Linked DNA regions of Homo sapiens: region 2 is linked to region 1. The links are chromatin contacts, found by Hi-C or POLR2A ChIA-PET in ENCODE. All regions are on one chromosome and are shown on one strand. Each heading gives the region's core, a stretch centred on a gene start or an enhancer-like site at or near the end of the contact. The rest is flanking DNA. Distances are from core to core; before and after follow the strand shown.

What was found. Hi-C counts contacts between places; a loop is a spot of excess contacts on that map. ChIA-PET counts read pairs that join two places held with the same protein, here RNA polymerase II (POLR2A). Pooled maps may share reads with other maps.
Region 2: a loop to region 1 is called in a map with no recorded cell type, with 3 times the contacts of the local background. The contact joins two enhancer-like sites. A Hi-C loop is called at or near these places in 1 of 37 single-sample maps with no recorded cell type and 2 of 50 pooled maps. POLR2A ChIA-PET finds 5 or more read pairs at or near these places in 1 of 52 experiments (WTC11).

Annotation. Positions count from the first base shown.
Region 1 is chr1:23,108,545-23,114,003 of GRCh38, forward strand. It overlaps LUZP1 (leucine zipper protein 1), which reads right to left. Exons shown (of 4, transcript NM_001395462.2): 2 at 478-583. Among named protein-coding and RNA genes, the nearest start is that of LUZP1, 58 kb to the right of the region's middle. Within about 2 kb of position 2,332, at least 3 of the 41 ENCODE cell types and tissues checked have a DNase peak (open chromatin) inside an H3K27ac peak, as active enhancers do.
Region 2 is chr1:23,717,758-23,723,216 of GRCh38, forward strand. No RefSeq gene overlaps it. Among named protein-coding and RNA genes, the nearest start is that of ELOA, 23 kb to the right of the region's middle. Within about 2 kb of position 2,979, at least 5 of the 41 ENCODE cell types and tissues checked have a DNase peak (open chromatin) inside an H3K27ac peak, as active enhancers do.

The DNA of each region.
Region 1 (5,459 bases), core at 1,082-3,581:
AGCCATGATCACGCCACCGCCCTCCAGCCTGGGCAATGGGAGCGAAACCCAGTCTCAGAAAAAAAGGAAAGAAAATAATGCAGGTTTGAAACCTAGTTCTACTACTTGTGTGAACTTGGAAGAGTTATTTAACCTCTTTAAGCTTGTTTCCTTGTGGTGATGACAACAGTACTTACCTCACAGGGTTGGTAGGGCGATAACATGTCCAACAGGACTGCGCCCGACATAGAGTAAATATTCAATAAATGGTAGCTACTTCTTAAGGGTGGCCTAATTCTTACGGTTGCTAACTTCATGCAAGGATTTTTCACCCTCATCAGGTTGGTTGGTTAAGTACTCAGCATAGTATTTGGTTCATAATAGGCCATCACAAATACTGACTTTCCTCCCCACTTCCAGTAGTGGCAAAATTATAGTGGCTTCAGAAACCACCCAATTCTATTGGTACACCCAGGTTTCACTGTACAACATACTTACCATGTAGGTAATTCAAGCTTTCCGTCAATACTTCCGGCGGCTCTCCCTATGCTTGCTGTTTTGGAAACAGTCACTCACTCTCTTTCAAAGGCAGTTGTCTCTTGACCTGGATAGAATATAAACAGAATGGAAGAGATAGGTAATGCATGAATCATACCAAGACTGAGGTGACCCAGAGGGCTGTCCCAAAGACTTTCACATACAATTCACTGTCAGCAAGGGGCCAAGGTAAGATCTGCATCTAGATCCTGACACTAAAGGAACCTGGCTAAGCTGGCTATGTCTCTCTCAGGAAAGTCAAGAAAGAATTTGGCTGTAGGAGACTTCCCCTTTCCTATAAGATGATATGGTCCTAGGGTAGAACCCACTGTCTTTGCTTAAATTAAAACACCCGAACATTCCTCAACAGTCTAAAAATGTACATGACATCTTACAGCTAGGAAGCATCTCAGAAATCAGCTACAGGTTGAGCATCCCTGATCTGAAAATCCCAAATTCAAAATGCTCCAAAATCTGAAATGTTTTGAGTGCCCACATGACTCCACAAGTGGAAAATTCCATACCTGATCTCATCTGATAGGTCGCAGTCAAAATACAGGCACACAATACTCAGGTTTATTCAATGTCCCCTGGGGAAAAATAAAATTACCTTCAGGCTATATGTATAAGGTGTATAGGAAACATAAACGAATTTCATGTTTAGACTTGGGTCTTATCCCAAGACATGTCACTGTATACATGCAAATATTTTTTTTAAAAATCTGAAATCTAAAACACTTCTGGTCCCAGGGATTTCGGATAAGGGGATACTCAACCTTCAGTTAAATGTCCTTGTTTTACAGAAGGAAACTAAAACTTAGAAAGGGTGAGTCACACAATTATTTAGCAGAAAAGCAAGGATTCTACTAAAAATAAGATGTTCTAGAAGATAGGAAAAAAACATCTGCGGAGTATTTACCAACCCTGAGCACTATGCTTTATGTTTTATATAAGACAATAAGAAGATAATGTTACCTCTACTTTACAGATAAAGAATTTAAGTTTCAAGAAGTGACTTGTCCAAGGTCTTACAGCTTGTTATTAAATGACAGAGTTTAAACTCAAGTCTGTCTGACTTTGAAAGTCCCTTCACCATGCTGGCTCTCATTTTGTTGCCCTCTAGACTCGGTCCTCAAAAGAGCCCTGAACCACCCAATATCAATTAAAACTAAAAATAGAGCTTTTCTTTCTGCAAACTTACCCTCCAGTTTTGAAACAAGCAGGCTTCTACAGGAGAGTTGAAAAGCCTACCATCCCATTGAATCTTACCCCTAAAATTAGAGAAGAGCTACTACAGATGGAAGATCTGGGTCAAACTTCTTGTGTTATCTTACTCTTGAGGAAAATGGAAAGGTAGCTTCTAAGCTAGTGGTAAACCTAAAGCTTTTGTACATGATCTTACAAACTATCCTCCCTTCTTTCATCACAACTGCCTCCCTTACACATCCCTGCAAGCCACCTTGTGACTGCCTTCCAAGACTATTGGTCCCTTTAATCCAACTTCCACACCTCCACCAAAACATGCACACATGCACACATACCTGCACCTGCGCGCATGCATGAACGCGCACACATACACACACACACACACACACACACACACACCCATCCCTGCCTCTATCTTCCCAGAGAGCAAGGCGGCTAGAATTACAATGGACAAATAATGAGAGTTTTTTAAAAACAGCTTAAAAGATGAGGGGAACAGTAGTAACTCAAGCCTCAAGAGAATAAAATTTGAAAAGAATTTTTTTTTGTAGTGATGGGGTCACACTATGTCACCCAGGCTGGTCTGAAACTCGTGACCTCAAGCAATCTTCACACCTTGGCCTCCCAAAGAGAAGAGTTACTGATAGTATCGGCCAGGCACGGTGACTCACGCCTGTAATCCCAGCACTTTGGGCGGCCAAGGCGGGCAGATCACCTGAGGTCAGGAGTTCAAGACAACCCTGGCCAATATGGTGAAACCCCATCTCTACTAAAAATACAAAAATTAGCTGGGCATGGTGACATGTGCCTATAATCCCAGCTACTCAGGAGGCTGAGGCAAGAGAACCTCTTCAAACCAAGAGGCGGAGTTTGTGGTGAGCCCAGATCGCGCCACTGCACTCCAGCCTGGGCGACACAGTGAGACGCTGTCTCAAAAAAAAAAAAAAAAAAAAAGTTACTGATAATAAAAACAGCTAGAAAATAAGTATAAAAAAGGATCTAGGCCAGGCACAGTGGCTCATGCCTATAATCCCAGCACTTTGGGAGGCCAAGGCAGGAGGATTGCTTGAACCCAGGAGTTCAAGAACAGCCTGGACAACAACAAAGCAAGGCCCCCATCTCTACAAAAAAAAAAAAATTTTAATTAGCTGGGCATGGTGATGCACACCTATAGTCCTAGCTACTTGGGAGACTGAGACGGGAGGATCACCTGGAGCCCAGAAGTTTGAGGCTGCTGTGAGCCACAGTTGTCCTACTGCACTCCAGCTTAGATGACAGAGTGACGCTCTATATTTAAAAATAATTTTAAAAACGATCTATACCAAGGCGGCACCCAAGAGATAGCTTAGGTGGATGTGGGGGAAGCTTTAGCTCTCCACCCTCTGCTTTTAAAAAATAATCAATGGAAGTTAAAGTAAGTGTGATTGGTATTCAAATAGTTTTAGGACAGTTCCACAGACTTTCCGTCCTACCCCATCACCACCTGTCTCTTTCCCCCTCCCCACCCACCTTACACACACAACACCCACACACAAACACCGCCCCCCCACACACACACTCATCTTCTTCTGCATAGCCTAAAACCTCTCCTACATAAAAATTCTGAACTCTAAGAAATGGTCACATAAATCTGGTCTATCTCCCCTAAGGTCTCTGCAGCCCTAACAGTGATAGCAGCGCCCCTGCTAAAATCTACTGTCCCAGCACCTACCACCTACTGCCAAATTTGCTGACATGTTACTAAGGCCCAGGGGCTTTTCTCTTCAAAACAAGACAGAATGCACTGCCAAAGGGAAAGAGGAACTCCAGCTAATCCTGATTTGTTTTCAACTGTCTACGTTCTCTCATATTTCTAAGGGGTAGAAGTAAGCAGTAACTGATTTCTTTCTTCTGAATGCCATTTACTTCTTGCTTCCTCAGCGTACTTGCCCTCTGTCCCCAAAACAAGAGGATGACTGTAAACATCCTCAAATTCCTTAGTGATGCTGCTTCAGAGAGCTTTCCACCATGACAGATCCATCCTCATCACTTCCCTCAAGCATCTCTTCTGGCACTTATTGTTTCTGTTACTGTTGGTGGTGATAGTGGTGGTAGTATGTGTGTACGTGTCTGTCTGCCTAGAAGCAGAGACTGAAGGATCCTTACAGATCACAGAGTCCAACCACCTCCTTTCCCAGAGGAGCAAGTGGGTCCCAGAGAGGAAAGGAGACTTGCCCAAGCTTACAAAACAAGCTCAAGTGAACATTTTTGTCCCCCAAACACTTTGATAATAGATAAAAATGTCAGTAAGAAATTCTGCTTTCAGTATGACCCTCCCACAGACAACAACTATACTCTGGATAAAACACAAAAACTATCTGAAGTGAACAAGGGCTGGCAGATTTTGAAAATAAGTTGAAAGTTGGAAGAAAGGGCTGACATGGAATGAACTCCTCATTTTTGGATCTCTAGCCTGAGGCTGGTCTAGCTGAAGTTCCAATCAAAAAACAAACCCTAGGCTTTCTGTCCTGAAGAAATAGCCCAGAGCAGCCACAGATCATGGAAGTAAGAAAAAAAAGAGCTAGAAAAGGAGAGTCTCAGGTTCTGTGTGTAAATTCTACCCAGTCTCTGGCTGAACCCTGAGCCATGCAAGCATAGGGCAGAATCCAAAGACCTCAGTTAAAGAGAAAAGAACTGAACTGAAATTTGAACTGCGACCCACTGCAGGTGTGACAGAGTTTGCAGTTTTGAGTCTGAGTTATTGTCTACTAAATTAAAAACATCAACAGAAACCAAAGTCTCCACAATACAACATTCACAGTGTGAAGAATACAATTCCAAATTACATAAAGAACTAGAAAAAGCATCTGGACACGGTGGCTCATGCCTGTAATCCTGGCACTTTGGGAGGCCAAGACAGGAGGATCATCTGAGCCCAAAGTGTTTTTGAGACCAGCCTGGGCAACACAGTGAGACACTGTCTCTACAAAAAATGAAAATAAATTTAAAAAAATTAGCCAGGTGTGGTGATACATGCCTGTGGTCCCAGCTACCTGAGAGGCTGAGGCAGGAGGATCACTTCAGCCCAGTAGTCAAGGCTGCAGTGAGCCATGTCCACACCACTGCACTCCAGCCTGGGCGACTGAGTGAAACCCTGTCTCAAAACAAAACAAAACAAAAACAAACAAACAAACAAAAAACACCTAGAAAAATTAAACCCATTTGCAATTTGCAAAGGAAAAGACAATCAGCAGAGGGCAACTCCAAGACAACCCAGATGCTGAAATTCTCAGACAAAGATATTAACAGAGCTATTATAACTAAGATCAATGAGGTAAAAGAAAATATGCTCAAGGCCGGACACGGTGGCTCATGCCTGTAATCTCAGCACTTTGGGTGGCCGAGGCAGGCGGATCACGAGATCAGGAGATCGGGACCATTCTGACCAACATGGTGAAACCCCGTCTCTACTAAAAATACAAAAATTAGCCGGGTGTTGTGGCGCGCGCCTGTAGTCCCAGCTACTTGAGAGGCTGAGGCAGGAGAATCGCCTGAATCCGGGAGGCAGAGCTTGCAGTGAGCCGAGATTCAGCTACTGCACTCCAGCCTGGCGACAGAACGAGACTCCGTCTCAAAAAAAGAAAAAAAAAAAAGAAAATATGCTCAAAATGAAGGGGAAAACAGTAAATCTCAGAAGAGAAACTGAAAAAAAAAATTTAAGTGGAAATTTTTGAACAGAAATACAGTATCTGAATTTT
Region 2 (5,459 bases), core at 1,729-4,228, 610 kb after region 1:
AAAGTAATACATATTAAGTATAGAGTTACCATTTGATCCAGCAATTCCACTTCTGGGCATATTCCCAAAAGAATGGAAAGCCCAGGAACCAATATGTGTACACTGATGTTCATAGCACCCCTATTCGTAATAGCCAAAAGTGGAAACAACCCAAATATCCATCAGCAAATGAATAGATGAACAAAACGTGGTCTGTCCATACAATGAAATATTACTCAGCCTTAAAAAAAAAGGAATGAAATCCTGATACGTGCTACCATTTGGGTGAACCTCGAAAACACTATACTAAGTGAAATAGGCCAATCAGAACAGGACAAATATTCTATGATTCCACTTGTGTGAGGTACCTAGAGTAGTCACAGTCACAGAGATAAAAATAGAACTATGGTTGCCAGGGGCTGGGGGAGGGAAAAATAGGGAGTTATTGTTTATTGGGTGCATAGTTTGAGCATGGGATGGAAAAAGTCCTGGAGATGGATAAGATGGATACTGGTGATGGTTGCAGTGTGGATCTACAGAATGCCACTGACTGAATGGCATAGCTAAATGTTAGATATATGTATTTATTTTACCACAACACAAAAATAATACATTTGAGACTTTGTCTTGAAGAACATGAAATTTAAAATTATGAAAATAAATTCATTTTATATTTAACCAACAAAAGGTAATACAAATAGTAGTCATATAATAGCCATCATGGTCAGTGCTACAGAGAGTCCTATCTGGTGTTGGGAGAGAAGATGGCAGGTAAACCTGCTCAGGTTAGTGGGGTTCTGAAACCGAGAAGGGCTTCACCAGGAGAATGGCATTTCAACTAAGCCCTGAAAGAGAAAGCTTGGTGAGAAGGGGTGGGTGTTTGTGGAAGACAAGACATTCCAGGCAGCAGGAACAGCAAGGCGAAGGCCAGAAGCAGGAGCGCCCCTTTGGTGGAGTTGAGGAATTACAAGGTTTGTATGTGGAACACAGAGTGGGGTGGAGGTTGGGCTTGCAAAGGATTTTAGGCCCCTCCTAGGAGCAGATGGAATCCATCAAAGAGTTTGGGCAAGGGATTTTTATTTTTAATTGGTAAGCCCCTTGATTTGGTTAAGTAGAAAGGAATGGAAAATAAAGTTTATTGAGGGGTTTCTATGTGTCAGCTGCTTTACCTACCATTCCCTTCTTGGGTAGAAGCCCTGTGAGGTCAGAATTACTAGGAGATGAGTTCCTTGAGGACAAGGATGAGGCATTCTCAAATCTCTGATACTAAGTAGGACACTTGGCTCAGATGATGTGCTCAATAATGATCCACATGGTTGATTTTACAGATGAGGCTCAGGGAGGTGAAGCCATTTACCCCAAGTGAGCAGGTGAGGAGGCCGTGCAGCCTAGGAGCTGTGCCAACCCTAAGCCCATACCCCTTTCTAGACCATGCTACACATGTCACAACCCCAGATTTCCCTGCTGTTTTCCAGAGCCTCTTCCCTGGGTCCCTCCTCCCCAGAACACTGGTGTGTGTACCCCTAGGCCCAAGGGGTGGCCAAGGGGCATCTGTCTGTGAGTGTGACTTTGCACTTAGGAGCTGGTGTGACCCCTGGGCTGAACGTGAGGCCCTGTGGTGCAGGACAGAGACTAAGGCAGTGTATTCATTTCCTATTTCTGCTGTAAAAAAATTACCGCAAACTTACTATCTGACATTTATGGAGGCCAGAGGTCCAAAATGGGTCTCACTGGGCTATAATCAAGGTATAGCCATGGCTGTGTCCTTCCTGAGGCTCCAGGGAGAATCTGTTTGCTTGCCTTTTCCAGCTTCTAGAGGCCACCTGTGTTCCTTGGCTGGTGGCCACCTTCAAAGCCAGCAATCCCATCACTCCAGCCTTTGCCTCTGTCATCACATCTTCTCTGACTCTGACTCATGCTTCTCGCTTTCACTTAGAAGCACCCTTGTGATTATTTTGGGCTACCTCAATAATCCAGGATAATCTCCCTATCTTGAGGTCAGCTGATTAGCAATTTTTATTGTATTAAAATAAATAAATTTGTAATATAAATTGAAATGAGGTCTTGCAATGTTGCCCAGGCTGGTCTCAAACCTCTGAGTTCAAGTGATCCTCCTGCCTCGGCCTCCCAAAGTGCTGGGATTACAGGTGTGAGCCACCATGCTTGGCCTGATTAGCAATTTTAATTCCCCCTTGCCATGTAAGATAACATATTCACAGGTTCCTGGGATCAGGGTGTGGACACCTGGGGTGGGGAGGGGACATTATTCTGCCTAATGCAGGTGGGAAGAACAGCATGTAGGTTAGGGGCTAGTTCTCCTTGTGCCACCACATCCCCAAGAACTCTTAGGAATCTGAGAATGTTAAATTTAAACCTAGCCCCAGGTCATTATGAAGGTATATTCATCGAAGTAAGAGAACAGAATAGGATAGGATAGAGTAAAAACTGTATTTAATGGTTTGTTAGTTTTTAACTTTTAAATATTTAGATAAATGGTATGTGGGCCTCTGTATACACTTTTGCCATCAGCCATGCAAATATTAGAGGTCCGTCTAACCCAAAGTCACATAGCCGGTGAGGAGTCAAATTAGAACACAGATGTGTTACTTTCACCACACAAGGCCCCTCTTCAAGGAGAAGTAAGGCACTGTCTTTCTCAGCTTCGAGGCTCTGTATCTCTGCCTGTTTCCTGGTGGTTACAGGCTATGTGCTCTGGAAACTCCTGCTGAGAACCTGGCCTCCTAGCCCTTCTGAAGCTGCAGTTCTTCTCTCACACCGTGTATTGCCCTATGCGGATACCTCTCATACAGACCCTCCACTGGGCCGTTCAAGTCCACGTACTTATGGGTTCACCAGCTAGTTAGTGCCCCCAGCAGGGATACAGAGATGGTTTAGTCACAGTCCCTGCTTGCAAGGAGCTCACAGTCTAGTGAGGACATCACACAAAGAAATGGACAGTGACGACCACACGAGAGACTCCTCCAGTGATGGGTGCACGATAATCTGGGGCAGATCTGGGGTGGGGTTAGGTACAGGCTGCTCAGAGGAAGTGATTCTCAAACTGAGTCTTAATGAGGCCAGGAGGCTGAGGGCTGGAATTTTGGGTTGGCATATTTATAGACCCTGAGGCTGCAATGGGGCAAGTTTGGGAAATCCCAACTCTGTCATGATGACTAGAACAAAGAGTAAGAGGTGAGAGGGGCCAGAAGTAAGGCTTAAAACACTAAGAGCCACAAAAAAAAAAAAAAAAAAAAAAAAAAAGCAAACAAACAAAAAAAACACTAAGAGCCTCAGCCCAGGAATGGTGGCTCATGCCTGTAATCCCAGCACTTTGGGAGGCCAAGGCAGGTGGATCACCTGAGGTCAGGAGTTCGAGACCAGCCTGGCCAACATGGTGAAACCCCATCTCTCCTAAAAATAGAAAAAAAATTAGCCAGGCATGGTGGCACACATCTGTAATTCCAGCTACTCGGGAGGCTGAGACAGGAGAATCGCTTGAACCTGGGAGGTGGAAGTTGCAGTGAGCCGAGATTGTGCCACTGCACTCCAGCCTGGGCAAGAGACTCTATCTCAAAAAAAAAAAAAAAAAAAAAAAAACCCAAAAAACACTAAGAGCCTCATTGACCCTAACAGGCTGTAGGCTTTATGAGGGGCCTAAATGTTACTGTTCATACTGTGCCTATGTACCAGGCACATCAGTGCAAGCAAGGCACGTGGCACATAGTAGATGCTTAGTAAATTTTTGCTGAAAGAATGAATGACAGGGCCAGGCACGGTGGCTTACACCTGTAATCTCAGCACTTTGGGAGGCCGAGGTGGGCAGATCACTTGAGTTCAGGAGTTCGAGACCAGCCTGGCCAACATGGTGAAACGATGTCTCTACTAAAAATACAAAAATTAGCTGGGCGTGGTGGTGTGTGCCTATAATCCCAGCTACTCGGGAGGCTAAGGCAGGAGAATCGCTTGAACCCAGGAGGCAGAGGTTACTGTGAGCTGAGATTGCACCACTGCTATCCAGCCTGGGTGACAAAGCGAGACTCCATCTCAAAAAAAAAAAAAAAAAAAAAAAGAATGATGAATGACAGGCTAGGCACTGTGGCTCATGCCTGTAATCCCAGCACTTTGAGAGGCTGAGGCAGGCAGATTGCTTGAGCCCAGGAGTTCGAGACCAGCCTGAGCAACATAGTGAAACCCCATCTCTACAAAAAATAAAAAAATAAGGTGGGCATGGTGGCATGCACCTGTAGTCCCAGCTACTTGGGAGGTAGGTGGGAGGTTGAGGCTGCAGTGAGCTGTGATCACACCACTGCACTGCAGCCTAAGTGGCAGCAAGACCTTGTCTCAAAAAAGAAAAAGAATGACATGGGCTGGGCGTGGTGGCTCACTCCTGTAATCCCAGCACTTTGGGAGGCTGAGGCAGGTGGATCACGAGGTCAGGGGTTCGAGGCCAGCCTGGCCAAGATGGTGAAACCCCATCTCTACTAAAAATACAAAAATTAGCCGGGCGCAGTGGCGGGCGCCTGTAATCCCAGCTACTCAAGAGGCTGAGGCACAAGAATCGCTTGAACCTGGGATGCGGAGGTTGCAGTGAGCTGAGATCGTGCCACTGCACTCTAGCCTGGGTGACAGAGCAAGACTCTGTCTTAAAAAAAAAAAAATGCTGGGCGCAGTGGCTCATGCCTGTAATACACTTTAGGAGGCTAAGGTGGGCAGATCACCTGAGGTAAGGAGTTCGAGACCAGCCTGACCAATATGGAGAAATCCTGTCTCTACTGAAAATACAAAATTAGCCGAGCATGGTGGCACGTGCCTGTAATCCCAGCTACTCGGCAGGCTGAGGCAGGAGAATCGCTTGGACCCGGGAGGTGGAGGTTGCGGTGGGCTGAGATCGTGCCATTGCACTCCATCCTGGGCAACAAGAGCAAAACTCCATCTCAAAAAAAAAAAAAAAAAGAACTAAAAACATTTGGTCTGAGTCTCTTAAGATATGGGGACTTCGTGTTGGGATCAGTTTTAAAGCTCCCCAAGTGACTGTAATGTGTAGCCAGGGTTGAGAGTACCAGGGCTGCAGGCCACAGGGGAGCACTGAAGGGTTTTACTCGAAATCAGATTTGCATATCAGAGTCAATTTGAATTGACAGCTCTGCAGGAGATGGGTGGAACAGGGTGCAGAGGGCAGTTGTGGAGAGGCAGTTGCAGCTTAATCCACGTTAGAGAGAATGAGATGGAAGAAGCAAATAGGTTTTGAGGGAGTTGGAAGATAACATCAGTAGGATCTGGTGAATGGAGGTGGATGGGTAGGTATGTCAGAGTCCAGGATAGCCCCTTGACTTCAGACTTGAGCCACTTGGCAAATAATGGTGCCCTTTGCTGGAGTGGGAAGTAGGGGCAGAAACAGGTTTAGGGAGGGTTTCCTTGCTGAGTAAAGTTCTTTTTTTTTTTTTTTTTGAGACAGAGTCTCGCTCTGTCGCCCAGGCTGG